2 separate regions of the Homo sapiens genome follow, and region 1 is linked to region 2. The links are chromatin contacts, found by Hi-C or POLR2A ChIA-PET in ENCODE. All regions are on one chromosome and are shown on one strand. Each heading gives the region's core, a stretch centred on a gene start or an enhancer-like site at or near the end of the contact. The rest is flanking DNA. Distances are from core to core; before and after follow the strand shown. Region 1 holds the start of TRMT1 (tRNA methyltransferase 1). Region 2 has its middle 8.0 kb from the start of DAND5.

The links. A loop is a pair of places that touch in the nucleus more often than their neighbours do. ChIA-PET counts read pairs that join two places held with the same protein, here RNA polymerase II (POLR2A). Pooled maps may share reads with other maps.
Region 1: a loop to region 2 is called in a pooled map, with 2.3 times the contacts of the local background. The contact joins the promoter of TRMT1 here to the enhancer-like site in region 2. A Hi-C loop is called at or near these places in 1 of 168 maps with a recorded cell type or tissue (natural killer cell) and 12 of 50 pooled maps. POLR2A ChIA-PET finds 5 or more read pairs at or near these places in 17 of 52 experiments (A673, AG04450, B cell and 14 more).

Annotation. Positions count from the first base shown.
Region 1 is chr19:13,114,001-13,118,131 of GRCh38, forward strand. TRMT1 (tRNA methyltransferase 1) reads right to left here and starts at 2,740. Exons shown (of 17, transcript NM_001136035.4): 1 at 2,653-2,740; 2 at 2,146-2,431; 3 at 1,997-2,052; 4 at 1,626-1,768; 5 at 1,279-1,466. The coding sequence starts at 2,399. It also overlaps a transcript of NACC1 not described here. RefSeq lists enhancers at 2,734-2,923, 3,884-4,033 and a silencer at 4,074-4,131.
Region 2 is chr19:12,975,520-12,979,564 of GRCh38, forward strand. No RefSeq gene overlaps it. Among named protein-coding and RNA genes, the nearest start is that of DAND5, 8.0 kb to the left of the region's middle. Within about 2 kb of position 2,457, at least 3 of the 41 ENCODE cell types and tissues checked have a DNase peak (open chromatin) inside an H3K27ac peak, as active enhancers do.

The DNA.
Region 1 (4,131 bases), core at 1,490-3,989, 140 kb after region 2:
CTCAAAATGCTTGATTACAGGCATGAGTCACCATGCCCAGCTAATTACTTTTCATTGTCTGTGATTACTATTTGGATTCTAGTAAGGTCAGAAAAGTAAAAACTTTTTTCTCTGTAAAAGGTCAGAAGGTATTTTAGGCTTTGTGAGTCATATGTGGTCCCTACTGCATAGTCTTCTTTTTTAACCTTTAAAAATGTAAAAAACATTCTTGGGTTGTGGGCCATTGATAAACTAGGCTAGGCCGGGCGCAGTGGCTCACGTCTGTAATCCCAGCACTTTGGAAGGCCGAGGTGGGCAGATCACTTGAGGTCAGGAGTTTGAGACTAGCCTGGCCAACATGGCAAAACCCTGTCTCTACTAAAAATATAAAAATTAGCCTGGCATAGCCAGGTGCAGTGGCTCATGCCTATAATCCCACCACTTTGGGAGGCCGAGGCGGGCAGATCACGAGGTCAGGAAATCGAGACCATCCTGGCCACCATGGTGAAACCCCATCTCTACTATAAATACAGGTGGGTGTGGTAGCAGATGTCTGTAGTCCCAGCTACTCAGTCGGGAGGCTAAGGCAGGAGAATCACTTGAACCTGGGAGGCGGAGGTTGCAGTGAGCCAAGATCACGCTAGTGCACTCTAGCCTGGGCAACAGAGCGAGACTCCGTGTCAAAAAATAAATAAATAAATAAAAATAAAAATTAGCCAGGCGTGGTGGCACGTGCCTGTAATCCCAGCTACTCGGGAGGCTGAGGCAGGGGAATGGCTTGAACCCGGGAGGCGGAGGTTGCAATGAGCTGAGATCGTGCCACTGCACTCCAGCCTGGGCAACAAGGGCGAGACTACATCTCAAAAAACAAACAAACAAGCAAACAAACAAAAAAAGGCTGTGAGCCCCACAGGCTATAGTTTGCCAACTCTTGCGAAGGTCACCAATTTTGCATGTTTTGTTTCCTGATGCATTTCCAGTTCTTGAAAACGGTGCCTGACACATAGCAGACACTGGATATACTATGGCTCATTTGAATGAATAAAAGGAGTGTAAGAAGTTAAAACAGAGACCAGGATGCTACTTATTTCTGGCACAGAGTATGGATCATACCATAATTATCTATTACTCATCACAGCAACCCCTGTAAAACTAATTTTCTCAGTTGACAGACAAGGAAACTGGGGCTCAAAGAGGCTAAGTCACTCACTCAAGGTCACAGAGTGAGAATGTGACAGAGCCAGAATTTGACCCCAGGCAGGCTTGTCCCAGAGCTAGGCTGTGATGCCCAGAACCTACCGGGCATCTGCTTGGCTCGGCTGTACCAGGTGGGCCACGTCATTGAGCTGGACATTCCGGCGTATGAGATCCACAGCCCGGGTGGAGGCATCGTTTGCAACCACAGATCTGAGCCCAGGCACCTCTAGGGCAAATCGAATGGAACGTAGGCCTGAAGCTGCCAGGCCTTCCAGCACATGCAGGCCTTCCTGTTGGAGTAAGCAGAAAACCTCCCTCACATCTCCACCTCCATCCTCTTCTGGGCCCCAAGGAGCCCCCACCACCCACCTCCTATAGCTCTCCCCCTCCAGGAGCCCTCTGTCTCCCGCTAAATTCCAGGGCTGCCAGCTCCTATGCTCAGGCCCCACCTCACAGATCTCCCCCACGGCCGCTGTGCGAGGTTGGTCTCCTGAGGCCAGGTTTTCACTCTCTTTCAGTTCAACCTTTTCCTCCTCTTGCTCTGACAAGTCCACGACCACTTTTTGCGTGTCCTTCTCTCCTGGAACCTTGACTGCAGCCACCCAGAGGCACAAGTCAGAGAATAACAAGGTCCCCTCTGAGAAACCTCCCCTTAATCTCCAAAATATCGTCCCTGAAATCCCTGCGGAAAGGCTGAAGGAGCAGAACCCAGGGCCTGCTATGTGGCTGAAGCCCCTCTGGATTTGGGCGGCAGAAGAGCCCAGGCAGGGAGATAAACTTGTGTGACCCCCGCCCACCAGAAGCCTGGACCTCCACTCACTCTGGATTCCTTTGGCCCCAAGCTGAATGCGAGCAAACTCGGTGATCACAGCACATCTGGTGGGAGACAGAGGACTAGCTCATACCCCGCCCCCGCCATCCACACTGACCCACTAGCCGATGCCAGGCTAACGTCTGACCCCTGCTCACGTCAGGTCCCGATTGAATTCCTGCACCGGGTTATAAAAGACCTCGTTGGCACTGGGAAAGGCGATTTTGGCAGCCCCCTCGGTGACTGTCGTCTCCTGGACTTCACGTGGACGTTCTTCTCCGTAGGGCCCGGTGCCGTTCTCCATCGCTGCTGTATTCGGCAGCCCTGGAGACTGCCACTCGAAAAACCGGGCTCTAGAGAGCACCCGGGCGGAGCGGAAAGTGAGGCTTAGCCACAGAGACGATCCTTGCATGAGACATCCGCTGGCGCCTCCGCCCGCCAAGCCTGGTTCGGGGGGCGGGGGAGGGCACAGAGAGGGTCAGAGAGCCGCATTCCGGGCCCGGGGATGTCCTACATATCTATGAGGTAGGGACTAGGAAAACCTGCGGCCTCGGTAAGCTGATATCCCCTCGTTTTGGGGATGACTGGTCCCTGTGGAGCCGATGCCCTCGTGCAGGCCCGCCCCGAGTCCGAATCCCTCCCCGCGCTGCCTAGCCCGTCCTCACCTGCTCTCGTAGCCACAGAAAACCGAATTAGTCAAGGTGCACGTTTCCCGAATTAGGACCTGGGCGCCGCCATGTTGGCACAGTGGGTGGGCGAATCACATGATAGTGGTTGGCCAGTCAATGAGGAAACGTACGGTGGGCGGCCGGGATCAAAATGAAAGCCATAAAGGAAGCGCGCTGATCGTGCTGTTCCGGGGGTGTTAATCACAGTGGATCCCCTGGGAGAGGACACGTCCCTAGTCCCATTTCACAGATGAGGAAGTTGTGGCTCAGAAAAGGGGCGGTAAGCGGAGAAACCCAACACTTATTGGTCCTCTTCTGTGTTCTGGGTGCTATATACACATTATTTCAGAGCACCCTGCAGGAATGACTCAGGCTCTGGAGTTGGATTTACCGGGTTTGAATCTCAGTCCCATCACATGCTCTGGGCAGGTTACTCCCGCGGCTTCACTTTTCTTACCTATTAAATGAGAATCGTGGTTTCTCAGATAGAGCAAAGATTAAATGACAGATTCCTGGAAAGTGTGCAAAGAACCACTCTAACATTGTAAGCGCTCGGTAAAGTTCTAACCAGTGTATGAAGGCAGGACAGCGAAGTGGTCCCGGCTACCTGGGTTCCAGTCTCAGCTCGCCCTGCGACTTGTTAACTCTGAACTTAAGTTACCGCTTTTGCAAAATGGGCAGAACTTTTTTTTACCATTTGTTACTGGGTTGTAGTGAGAAGTAAACGAGTTAGTGCAGGTAAAATGCTAACAGAACCTAGCATCCGGTAAGCATCATAAAAGTCTTAGGTCTTATTGTCGCTTTTGAGCCTGTGTTTAAATCCTGGCACCTACCATCACTTCCTTGCTGTGTGATGATCTTGACCAGCTTTCTTCATTTCTCTGTGCCTCCTTTTCTTTCTTTCTTTCTTTTTTTTTTTTTTTTGAGACGGAGTCTCGCCCAGGCTGGAGTGCAGTGGCATGATCTCGGCTCACTGCAACCACCGCCTCCCGGGTGCAAGCGATTCTTCTGCCTCAGTCTCCCGAGTAGCTGGGATTACAAGCGCATGCCATCACGCCCGGCTAATTTTTGTATTTTTAGTAGAGACAGAGTTTCACCATATTGGCCAGGCTGGTTTCGAACTCCTGACCTCAGGCGATCCACCCACCTCGGTCTCCCAAAGTGCTGGGATTACAGGCGTGAGACACCGCGCCCAGCTGCCTTTATTTTCTATAGTGTGTCTGTAGCAGTTCTCACTAAAAAATGTTACTGTGTAGTTTAAACGAGCTAATTCCCATAAAGAATGTAACGCAGTGCCTGCCACAATAAACAGCAGTCATTATTGTTTTTGTTTTACAGGAAACTAAAGTTCGGAAAGGTAGAGCGACTTGCCCAAGGTCGCGGGACTAGAAGGTGGCGGGGCCAGGATTCGAACCATCGAGCTGAGCCGACGTACTGGCGAGGATCCCCCAGGGGCATAGAGAGGAGACGGAGCCG
Region 2 (4,045 bases), core at 1,207-3,706:
GGGCAGGGGATGCAGGTGCCACAGGCGCTGGCACGGGGGCCGCTAATCAGGTTTGCCAACGCCATCTGTCACCGCACGAGCATCTGGGGCTCAAGGTGACCCTGTCACCCTCAGTTACAATTATGAGTTTGGCATCTGTATTAAAGCCCGCCAGCCGGCCAGGCGGGGGACGGCTGGGGTGGGCACGGGGTTGCACGGTGAACCCCATCCCTGGGGTACCCTTCCCAGGGGCTGCGTGGCTGCCAGGCGTGGAGCTTCTTAGGGGACTATGTCTGTGTGTGTATGTGTGTGTGTGTGCACACCCATCCCAGTCTCCACAATTCTTAAAGTGTGTCCGGGTGCAGGGCTGGAAATCATAGGTTTGTGTGTGTCTCCATGGTGGCTGTGTGTCTAGGAGTTTGGTGGGCTGGCTGGGGGCGGAGCTCTGAGATTTTGTGGGTGCACAGATGTTCGTGCATCTGCATGCTGGGACAAGAACGTATGGAGGAGGGTGTCTCTTTGGATGATGGTGTGTCTTTTTCTTTTATTAGTAGTATTAATTATTATTCTTATTTGAGTCAGGGTCTCGCCCTGTCACCCAGGCTGGAGTGATCATGGCCCGATCCCTGCAGCCTCAAACTCCTGGGCTCAAGTGATCCTCCCTCCTCAGCCTCCCGAGTAGCTGGGGCTACAGGCTCATGACACCACGCCCAGCTAATTTTGTTTATTTTTTTGTAGAGACAGGGTCTCACTGTGTTGCCCAGGCTGGTCTCGAACTCCTGGGCTCAAGCCATCCTTCTGGTTTGGCCTTCCAAAGTGCTGGGATTATAGGCGTGAGCCACCACACCCAACCTGATGGGGTGTGTGTGTGTGTGTGTGTGTGTGTGTAAATGCACAGGGGTAGGTTGGGAGGGGTATCAGCTTTGGGAGAGGCCATGTGCAGTACTGCTGAGCTCCTCAGCTATCCCTTTGTTTCTATCTTCGCCAACTCCTGCTACGTGGCTGTGATCTGGAGGGCTCTGAGGACGGCTTAAGAATCTGGATTTTGGCTGGGTGAGGAGTCTCACGCCTGTAATCCCAGCACTTTGGGAGGCCAAGGCAGGTGGATTCATTGAGCTCACAAGTTCGCAACCAGCCTGGCCAAAATGGCAGAACTATGTCTCCACAAAAATATATTAAAAATTAGCTGGGCGCCGGGCGTGGTGACTCATGCCTGTAATCTCAGTACTTTGGGAGGCTGAGGCGGGTGGATGACCTGAGATCAGGTGTTCAAGACCAGCCTGGCCAACATGGCGAAACCCCGTCTCTACTAAAAATATAAAAATTAGCCAGGCGTGGTGGCGCGTGCCTGTAATCCCAGCTACTTGGGAGGCTGAGACAGGAGAATCGCTTGAACCCAGGAGGCGGAGGTTGCAGTGAGCCAAGATGGCGACACTGCACTCCAGGCTGGGCGACAAAGCAAGACTCCATCTCAAAAAAAAAAAAAAAAAAAATTAGCTGGGCATGGTGGTGTGTACCTGGAACCCCAGCTACTCAGGAGGCTGAGGTGGGAGAATGGCTTGAGCCTGGGAGGCAGAGGTTGCAGTGAGCCAAGGTTGTGCCACTGCTTTCCAGCCTGGGTGATAGAGCCAGACCTTGTCTCAAAAAAAAAAAAAAAAAAGAAAGAAAGCTCTCAATTTTGTAAGGTAGCCTTTGGATTCTAAATTCTTGGAGCTAGATTCTGGGTCTGGTGGATTCTAGTTTTGAGCAATAGGATCTAGATTTTTGGAATCTGAATCCCGGAGTATGGTTTCAGTGGCACCATCATAGTTCACTGCAACCTCAGACATGTGCCACTACACCCAGCTAATTTTTAAGTTTTTTGTAGAGATAAAGTCTTGCTATGTTGCCTATCGTGTCCCAAACTCCTGGCATCAAGTGATCCTCACGCCTTGGCCTCCCAAAATGCTGAGATTATAGCTGTGAGCCACCACGCCTGGCTGAGTTCGTGGATCTGGAGTATAGATCTTGGTATGATTGGAATCTTTTTTTTTTTTTTTTGAGATGGAGTCTCACTCTGTTGCCCAGGCTGGAGGGCAGTGGCGCAATCTCAGCTCACTGCAAGCTCCGCCTCCCAGGTTCAAGCGATTCTCCTGCCTCAGCCTCCTGAGTAGCTGGGATTACAGGTGCCCACTACCACACCCAGCTAATTTTTATATTTTTAGTAGAGACGGGGTTTCGCCATGTTGGTCAGGCTGGTCTCGAACCCCTGACCTCAAGTGATCTGCCTGCCTTGGCCTCCCAAAGTGCTGGGATTACAGGCATGAGCCACCGTGCCCAGCCCGGTATGATTGGACTCTAGATGCTGATCCTGGGTCCTGGGATCTGGATTACCGGCTCTTAGTTCTGTATCTGCGTTCCTGCTTCTGGACTTCAGTCTCTGGGCCTGTGTGCTCTGTGTCCTCTCTGTCCACAGCTCCAAGTTCAGCAACTGGGCGGCTGCCTGTCGTCCCTCCATGGATGGGTGCAGAGACCACCTATGGCCACCAGGGGACACCCTTGGTCTACATTTGGTCCAAGCTGCCCGACTGGAGGAGGAGTCTGGGACCACTGTGGCCCAGTTGGACTCAGCCCTTTCAGGAGGACCAGGGGCTGGACATCACTTTCCCCCACTTCCATCCCAGTCTCTGCTGGGACCTGAAATCTGTCAGCCCCCACTGACTCAAACGTGGAGAACTGGACTGAGCACCCCCACAGTGTTCTGAACAGTACCGTGGGACAAGGTGCCTGCCCAGTGAGTAGGTCAGACCCAGGGTTGAAGCCATGTGTGTCCATGAGGGTGACAATGAGTGTCTGAAAACGTGTCCAGGTGTGAAGGCGAGGGTGCACCATTCATCAGGAGTGGCCACATATGACAGCATTGCTAAGAAGTGTGAGCCTGGGAGGCGCGGTGGCTCAGGCCTGTTGTCCTGGCGCATAAGAAAGTGAGGCCCAAGGCCGGGCGGGCGGATCACGAAGTCAGGAGTTCGAGACCAGCCTGACCAACATAGTGAAACCCCGTCTCTACTAAAAATACAAAAATTAGCCTGTCGTGGTGGCGCGTGCCTGTAATCCCAGCTACTTGGGAGGCTGAGGTATGAGAATTGCTTGAACCCAGAAGGCGAAGGTTGCAGTGAGCTGAGATAGTGCCACTGCACTCCAGCCTGGGCAACAAGAGCAAGACTCCGTCTCAAAAAAAAAAAAAAAAAAAAAAAAGTGAGGCCAGGCGTTCAAGCCCTCATCTATGTAACAAAACAACAACAACGACAACAAAAATGTGAACCTGTGTGTTGGATGGTGTGTGGCCACCACTCACTGTATTCACATGTCTGATAAGGTCCTCATGAGACAGTGCACCTACACGGTTGTGTCTATAACTGGGAGATGTCACCAGGAGCCCTTGTATGAGTCCGTGTCCATGTCATATTCATGTGTCTGCGTCTATGATTGTGTCACTAGGAATCTATAGGTATCCATAGGTATGACTGGGACCATCTAGGGGAAGTGTCACTGGGTGACGGTGTCCTGGAGTGTCAGAAACAGTGTCCTGGCTGGGTGCAGGACCTGTAATCCCAGCACTTTGGGAGGCTGAGGCGGGCAGATCACCTAGGTCAGGAGTTCAAGACCAGCCTGGCCAACATGGTGTAACAGTGTCTCTACTAAAAATACAAAAATTAGCCAGGCATGGTGGTGTGTGCCTATAATCCCAGCTACTAGGGAGGCTGAGGTGGGAGAATCGCTTGAACCTGGGAGGCAGAGGTTGTAGTGAGCTGAGATCATGCGCCATTGCACTCCAGCCTGGGTGACAGAGCGAGACTCTGTCTCAAAAAAAAAAAAAAAAAGAAGCAGTGTCCCAGCACTTTGGGAGGCCAAGGTGGGAGGATCATTTGAGCCTAGGAGTTCAAGACCAGCCTGGGCAACATAGCAAGACCCTGTCTCTACAAAAAATTTAAAAAATTAGCGGAACATGGTGGCATGCACCTGTAGTCTCAGCTACTCAGGAGGCTGAGGTGGGAGGATCACTTGAGCCCAGGAGTTCAAGGCTGCA